Regions from separate parts of the Mus musculus genome. Here region 1 is linked to region 2. A link is a loop called in an ENCODE intact Hi-C map of the cell type or tissue named here. Cell type or tissue: left cerebral cortex. All regions are shown on one strand. Each heading gives the region's core, and the rest is flanking DNA. Links, peaks and the distances in the headings are about the cores only.

The links. A loop is a pair of places that touch in the nucleus more often than their neighbours do. Peaks named below come from ENCODE experiments on the same cell type or tissue, not always from the same donor. Only the 100,000 strongest peaks of a DNase experiment are listed, where the experiment ranks them.
Region 1: it touches region 2 in a loop (5-fold over the local background); 4 of 42 quality-filtered maps call a loop at or near these places.

The regions. Positions count from the first base shown.
Region 1 is chr11:34,227,556-34,230,468 of GRCm38, reverse strand. Dock2 (dedicator of cyto-kinesis 2) reads left to right here. Exons shown (of 52, transcript NM_033374.3): 50 at 875-995; 51 at 1,725-1,867; 52 at 2,739-2,913. The coding sequence ends at 2,801. Among named protein-coding and RNA genes, the nearest start is that of Foxi1, 21 kb to the right of the region's middle. In left cerebral cortex, for the core only: a CTCF peak has its summit at 1,288 (motif pointing left); a DNase peak (open chromatin) is centred at 1,283.
Region 2 is chr11:34,703,510-34,706,422 of GRCm38, reverse strand. It overlaps Dock2 (dedicator of cyto-kinesis 2), which reads left to right. Exons shown (of 52, transcript NM_033374.3): 13 at 528-653; 14 at 1,714-1,838. The region is part of intron 2 of Gm51858 (a long non-coding RNA gene); the gene reads right to left. Among named protein-coding and RNA genes, the nearest start is that of Gm51858, 9.9 kb to the right of the region's middle. In left cerebral cortex, for the core only: a CTCF peak has its summit at 1,455 (motif pointing right); DNase peaks (open chromatin) are centred at 1,445 and 2,457.

The sequences.
Region 1 (2,913 bases), core at 207-2,706, 480 kb after region 2:
CTCTAGTGCTTGAACAACTGGTACAGGGGAAAGCAGCCACCTTGGCTACCTTGGCCTATATATATATATAAAATATATATACACATATATATGTATGTATATGTATATATATATACACATATGCATGCGTATGTATATGCATATATATGTATATATAATATAATATATAATTATTTGTAAATATGATGTATATTTTGAATAAAACACAACCATATATTGTTATATATAATAAAATTATATAATTGATGTTTGGAGAGGGGGCTGAGGCTAGAGGGTGGTGATGAGTTGGAGGGCAGCCTATGATACGCAATGAGTTTCAGAGCAGCCTTATCTGCAGAGTATGCCTTTTGCTCAAAAAGAAATTCAACATTAATAATTACTAATGAAGAGATTTGGCATCACACAGCCCTGAGCTCAATGCAAAGTTATACTGAAAGCCTGCTGCAGACTGGCAAGGGAGTGAGCACAGCAGGGCGAGGCTGCATGAAAGGGCAGGGCCAGCTGATGCCTTCTGGTGAAGGAGAAAAGAAACCATAAACTTCCTAGTGGGCCTCTGAAAGATAGGCACATATTCTATGCTCCAGGACTCTACAGAACACCATTCACCTGAAAGTCTAACAGAACGAACCCTCTCGAACACTCCTAGTGTTCTATAATATGCAACCTATACAGACATATTAGGCAAACTGACATGGAATTGGTAAAAAGCCGAACAAATAGACTGACTATGCTGCCAGGCCCATAGGTGACACTTTAAGTACTTTCCCCTGACCTTTGAGGAGTGATATTTGCCTTATGCTAAGCCCTTATGGTCTGCTTTATTTATATTTATTTGTGTGTGTGTGTGTGTGTCTTTGTGTGTTATATCATCTAGCTTTCTAGAAAGCAAGAGTTCATGAGTGACACCAACCTCTCAGAGCATGCAGCCATCCCTGCCAGGGTGTCTATCCTCTCTCAGATGAGTTTTGCCAGCCAGTCCATGCCCACCATCCCAGGTATGTATTGCCCACTACCCGGTAGTGTGGGCTGCCAGGCTCTCAGGGAGAGGAAAGATGAGAACTCCTTGTCTAGGGCAAGGCAGGCTGGGTGTCTGGAACCAGAAGCCCATGGCTTCTGCACCTTCTCAACGTCCTCCATTAGGGAGGCCATGTGATCAAGTTCTACTTGGAGCAGAAGGGGAAGTCTGCTGTTCCTCTGGGACCACTCCCTACCATGAATCCCTGCATTTGCAGGCAGCAGATTCCAGGCTCTGGGCAGAATAGAACAAGGCAGTTCTGGTGCTGCCCCCTTGAGGCTGAATAGTGCATGACAGTAAAGACATCTGCTCCCACCAGAGTAGCCTGGCAGGGCCGAGCTCCTGCCAGACCCTGCCCTAACTCATTATCCCCACGCCCTACCCCATGGCACCCACCCACGATGTGGAAAATGCCACCATCCTCACTGCAGACATTCAAAGCAGTACACTGAATGTCAGGCTCCCATACAGACCAAGAAGTCAGTGGGAGGCTAAGGTCAGACTTAGCACACTGAAGACCTCAGCCCCAGTGGCCCCAGGCCCTCCCTTTCTCATCCCCCTTTCCATCCCAATACATTTGGACAAGGCTTTGCAAAGGGCCAGGAGACAGGACCACCCAAAGAACAGCCCGAGACTTAAGATACCCATCCTGTCCTCCGAGACCTACCTCTTTCCTGTACCCACTCACTCACATCCGGGTCCCTTCCAGCCCTCACACTCTCCGTGGCAGGCGTGCCTGGGTTGGATGAGGCCAACACATCTCCCCGCCTGAGTCAGACCTTCTTCCAAGTCTCAGATGGTGACAAGAAGACCCTGAAAAAGAAGAAAGTCAATCAATTCTTCAAGACCATGGTGAGCATGCCAGTGGCTGGAGAGACAGGGAATGCTGGGGTCGGGGTGGGGGGAGGGCAACTGAAGGAAAAATCCGGAGGGTCTACACACTTGTTTATATTTTTTGCCTGTGGGTATGTGCCCTTGGCTACTCCCTGAGGGGTGTGGCCAGAGATCCTAAGGCGAGGGCAACTGTCTAGCCACGCCCACCATGCAGTGCTCCTTGGAGCGTTTAACTCCTGTGAGCAAGACTGACCACAGTTCTGGTGAGCGGGGGCTTCTGGGACCTGAGAGCCAGTAGGTGACTAGCCCTGACTTAAGGTCTCCTTTGGAGGTCCTCTCTGAGCCCCAGCAGCCAGCTATCTTCAGAAGCCAACAGAACATTTTTTGGGGGGGCGGGGGAGGGGAAGGATGGCAAAGCACTTTCCTATTCTACCTACATTACAAAAAAAAAATCCTTCAAATTAAAAGTTGGTTTTGAATTACTGACTCTTGAAGTCCCACCTCCTGTTGTTACCCTGTCGGTCCTCATCTGGGATCAAGAAGGTACGGACGCACTTCCGATCCTCCAGGTGCTATGAATCAGAGCAGAGATACTATAAAAAATCACAGGTTGCCTGAGAGGCTGCATGGGTGAGTCAGGCACCACGCTAAGCACTTCCCCATCATTATACTGTTTGATCCTTCCCTGTTACAGGATGGTTTTTGCTAGACTCACAGAGTTAGTTAAGCTATGTGCAGAATTCACACAGCTAGCAAACTTCCCCAAGGTCATCGCAACTCCCAATCCCTTGTCTTTAGGCATAGGTCGAGGCTGTGGGGTCTAGGGTGCTCCCTGATGCTGCATGTGCCAATCCCATCTTGCTGACCTGTTTGCGTATCTTCCACAAAGCTGGCTAGCAAGTCGAGTGAAGAAAGCAAGCAGATCCCAGACTTCCTGTCCACCAACATGTGAGGCACTGCTGAGCCGAGCACTGTGGGAACTCGAGCGGGAATGCATGAGTATGACCTTGGAGTTCCACAAGGAGACAAGTCTGTAAAAGAGACAGATGATCTCAAGGGGCCCC
Region 2 (2,913 bases), core at 287-2,786:
TCATACAGAGTCCAAGTACGATAAACTTGCTGCAGCTCAGGAGCCTCTGCGACATCAGTAAATGGGTCCAAGTCCTGGACTAGACAGTACAGTGGGAAGCATGTGGTCTGTAGACCACCCATGGAAGCATGGGATGGGCATTCCTTTCATAAGTGACAGTGAGGAGTTGCTCTCTCCTGTGTGCTGCCCTTTAAGTTACAAGTGGTTTCATCCTTACCCAAGTCCTGGGATACATGAGCTGGTATCCTCTCTGCTTTAGGAGACTCGGGTGCAGAGATTGTAATAACTGTCAGAGGCTGACCCAGCTATAAGTGAACGTTGCCCAGAGCCCCTGGGGTTGGCCTGTTGCATCTGTGAATGTATCTGTTATTTCAGTAGTCTCCTATAGGAGAGATGGAGGAGAGGAAATTGGGGAGGGGGAGGAGAAAGAGGAGGAAGAGGAGGAGGAAGAGGAGGAGGAGGAGGAAGAGAGACAGAGACAGAGAGACAGAGAGACAGAAGCTGAATGTTCATGTGTTCCCTTCCAGGCCTTTGGGTGACCATGAAGATGCTGGTGGGGGACATCATTCAGATCCGTAAAGACTACCCACACTTGGTGGACAGGACCACTGTGGTAGCCCGAAAGCTGGGCTTCCCAGAGATCATCATGCCAGGTGGGACACAGCTGCAGTGACCTTCCTCAAGGGCAGGGCCATGAGCAGGGCTGAGGAGTCCAGCTGTGTAGTTCATAATTTCCTAAGAGTCAACTCCCTTTACTTTATTCCTCTACCTGAACAAAACCACTGCAAACCATGTTTTCCCATACAGTAACATAGATCCCCTTTCTCCCAGTCCTTCTTTATAGGCACCGCTACTTTAATAAGCATTTTTGGAGCTCTGCAACTTGCTTTGTCAGTCAGAAGCTCACGGGTGGCATCTCTGTTTTACTATTCATACCAAGATCCCATTTTACTCGGGGGGGGGGGGGCGGAGTGGTGCTACTCTCCAGCTTTTAGAGCATATTTTATAGTCTGAAGGACCCATGCTTACAGTAACATGTCCAAACGCCATACAAGGTATTCAGAAGTCCCCGCAAGTCTCTCTGTGCCTCTCCTATTAACTAACCATGCCTATTAGTGCATTCAAGACATGCTTGAGGCTTTTCATGAGGCAGATTGTGTAATGACACGCCCTCTGACTCATCCTTTTCTCTCCTGTAGCTAAGTGGTGGTGGTCCAGGGTGGGGCCTGTACTGTGATTTAATGATATCTGCTTTACTTGAGATCTCAATGTCTGCTGTTCACTCCCTTCGGGAGCTCACTCAACCTGTGCTCCTGGCCCTTCACCCTTAGACTCTAGGATTCATGGGAAATCCCTCAACCCTACTTTTGTGCAACAAAAAGGCCTATCCGTGGTTGAGGGCCAAGCTCATTTCGCTTGGTGCTTTCCTTTACCTTCCCAGAAGGTGTCACTAGAGGATGGAAATGCAATGGTTTGAACAGAGAAAACATGGCCAGTTTTGAGCACCCCACCTGGCTTTCTGCTGCTGATTTTTCCAGCATTCCGACCCTCCCTTGCTACTTACATCTCCATCCCTCCTGTCAGGTTAAAAAAAATGCCCTTTCTAAACTGCTCGGATTTTCATTTTATTAATGGTCCTTCCTGCTTCTCCCTGTCCCCTCCACCTCTGTGGTTAGTGCCTGACTCTAACTCTGGTCTTCTCTCCATCCTTAGGGGATGTCAGGAACGACATCTACATCACTCTCTTACAAGGTGACTTTGACAAGTACACCAAGACCACACAGCGGAACGTGGAAGTGATCATGTGTGTGTGCACAGAGGATGGCAAAGTGCTACCTGTAAGGGACTCCAGAGTGCTGAGTGACAGGACCCGGGGCTGAGGGACTGATCATAATTATCTGCTCTCTGAAGGATCAGAGTTTTGGGGAAGACATTGAAACACATGATCTATACTGTGTAGCTTGCTTAATACCTTGTTCTAGGGTCTAATTAGAACCTATGTTAATTAGTCTTTTTACCTAAGCATTCTTCAATGTATACTTTCCTAATCTGTGTCTGTGTGTATGTGTATAAGTGTGTGTGTATGTGTGCCCACTCTTGTTTATAGGTTATCTTTTTTTGTAGTTAAAAATGTTGTTTTCATTGAAGCCCAAGCTAGTTTAATTCAGGCAAAATCCATGGTAAAGATCAATACAGAGCCCTGGGCTGGTGTGGAGGTTCAGAATGTCTTCAAAGCAGACATCCTCAGCACTAAATCCAACTCCGCAGCGCTCACCCAGAAATCTAGGTGGAAAGTCTTATTCGCAAATTGGTCTCCAGAGGGTTAGCAGCATGCATTCAAAAAGGCAAAGCACATGGTTCTATTTACAGAGCATATGTCCTGTGCAATCGTTGTCATGTGTGTTTATATCTATTTGCTTATGTTTCCTTTAAGGTTGTCAGCACTTGTGTCCAGTGTGTGGGAGGGTTTGCTTCTGAATTCTTCCTCTCTGAATATTTAGCTGAAAATGAGATCATGAGATCGGCTCTCAGCAGAAGTTACAGCGTGGGCAAACATTCCTCCTAGGACACCTATAGGGAGTCAGATAGCAGGGGGAGGGGTGCAGAAGGGGGAGCCACCAGCCCTAGCCCTACAGCCCGGAGCTCAGGCCTGCCACAATGTATCTATCACCTTCTGTCTAAAAGTGACTAGCACCCTGAAGATAATAGTCCCCATGTCAGGCTGGGTAGTGGCACCCTGTTTGTTATCACTGGAAGTTCACAAAGGGAGAATAGAAGTTCCGGCGGAGTAAAACAGGTCTTAGGTCCTGCAGTTCACAGTGGCAGAGATGGGGATTGACTCAGCCTCCTCACCACAGTGCCTGTAACCTTAAGAAGATTCTCCAACATATTGCCAGTTTCAAATTGAGGCTG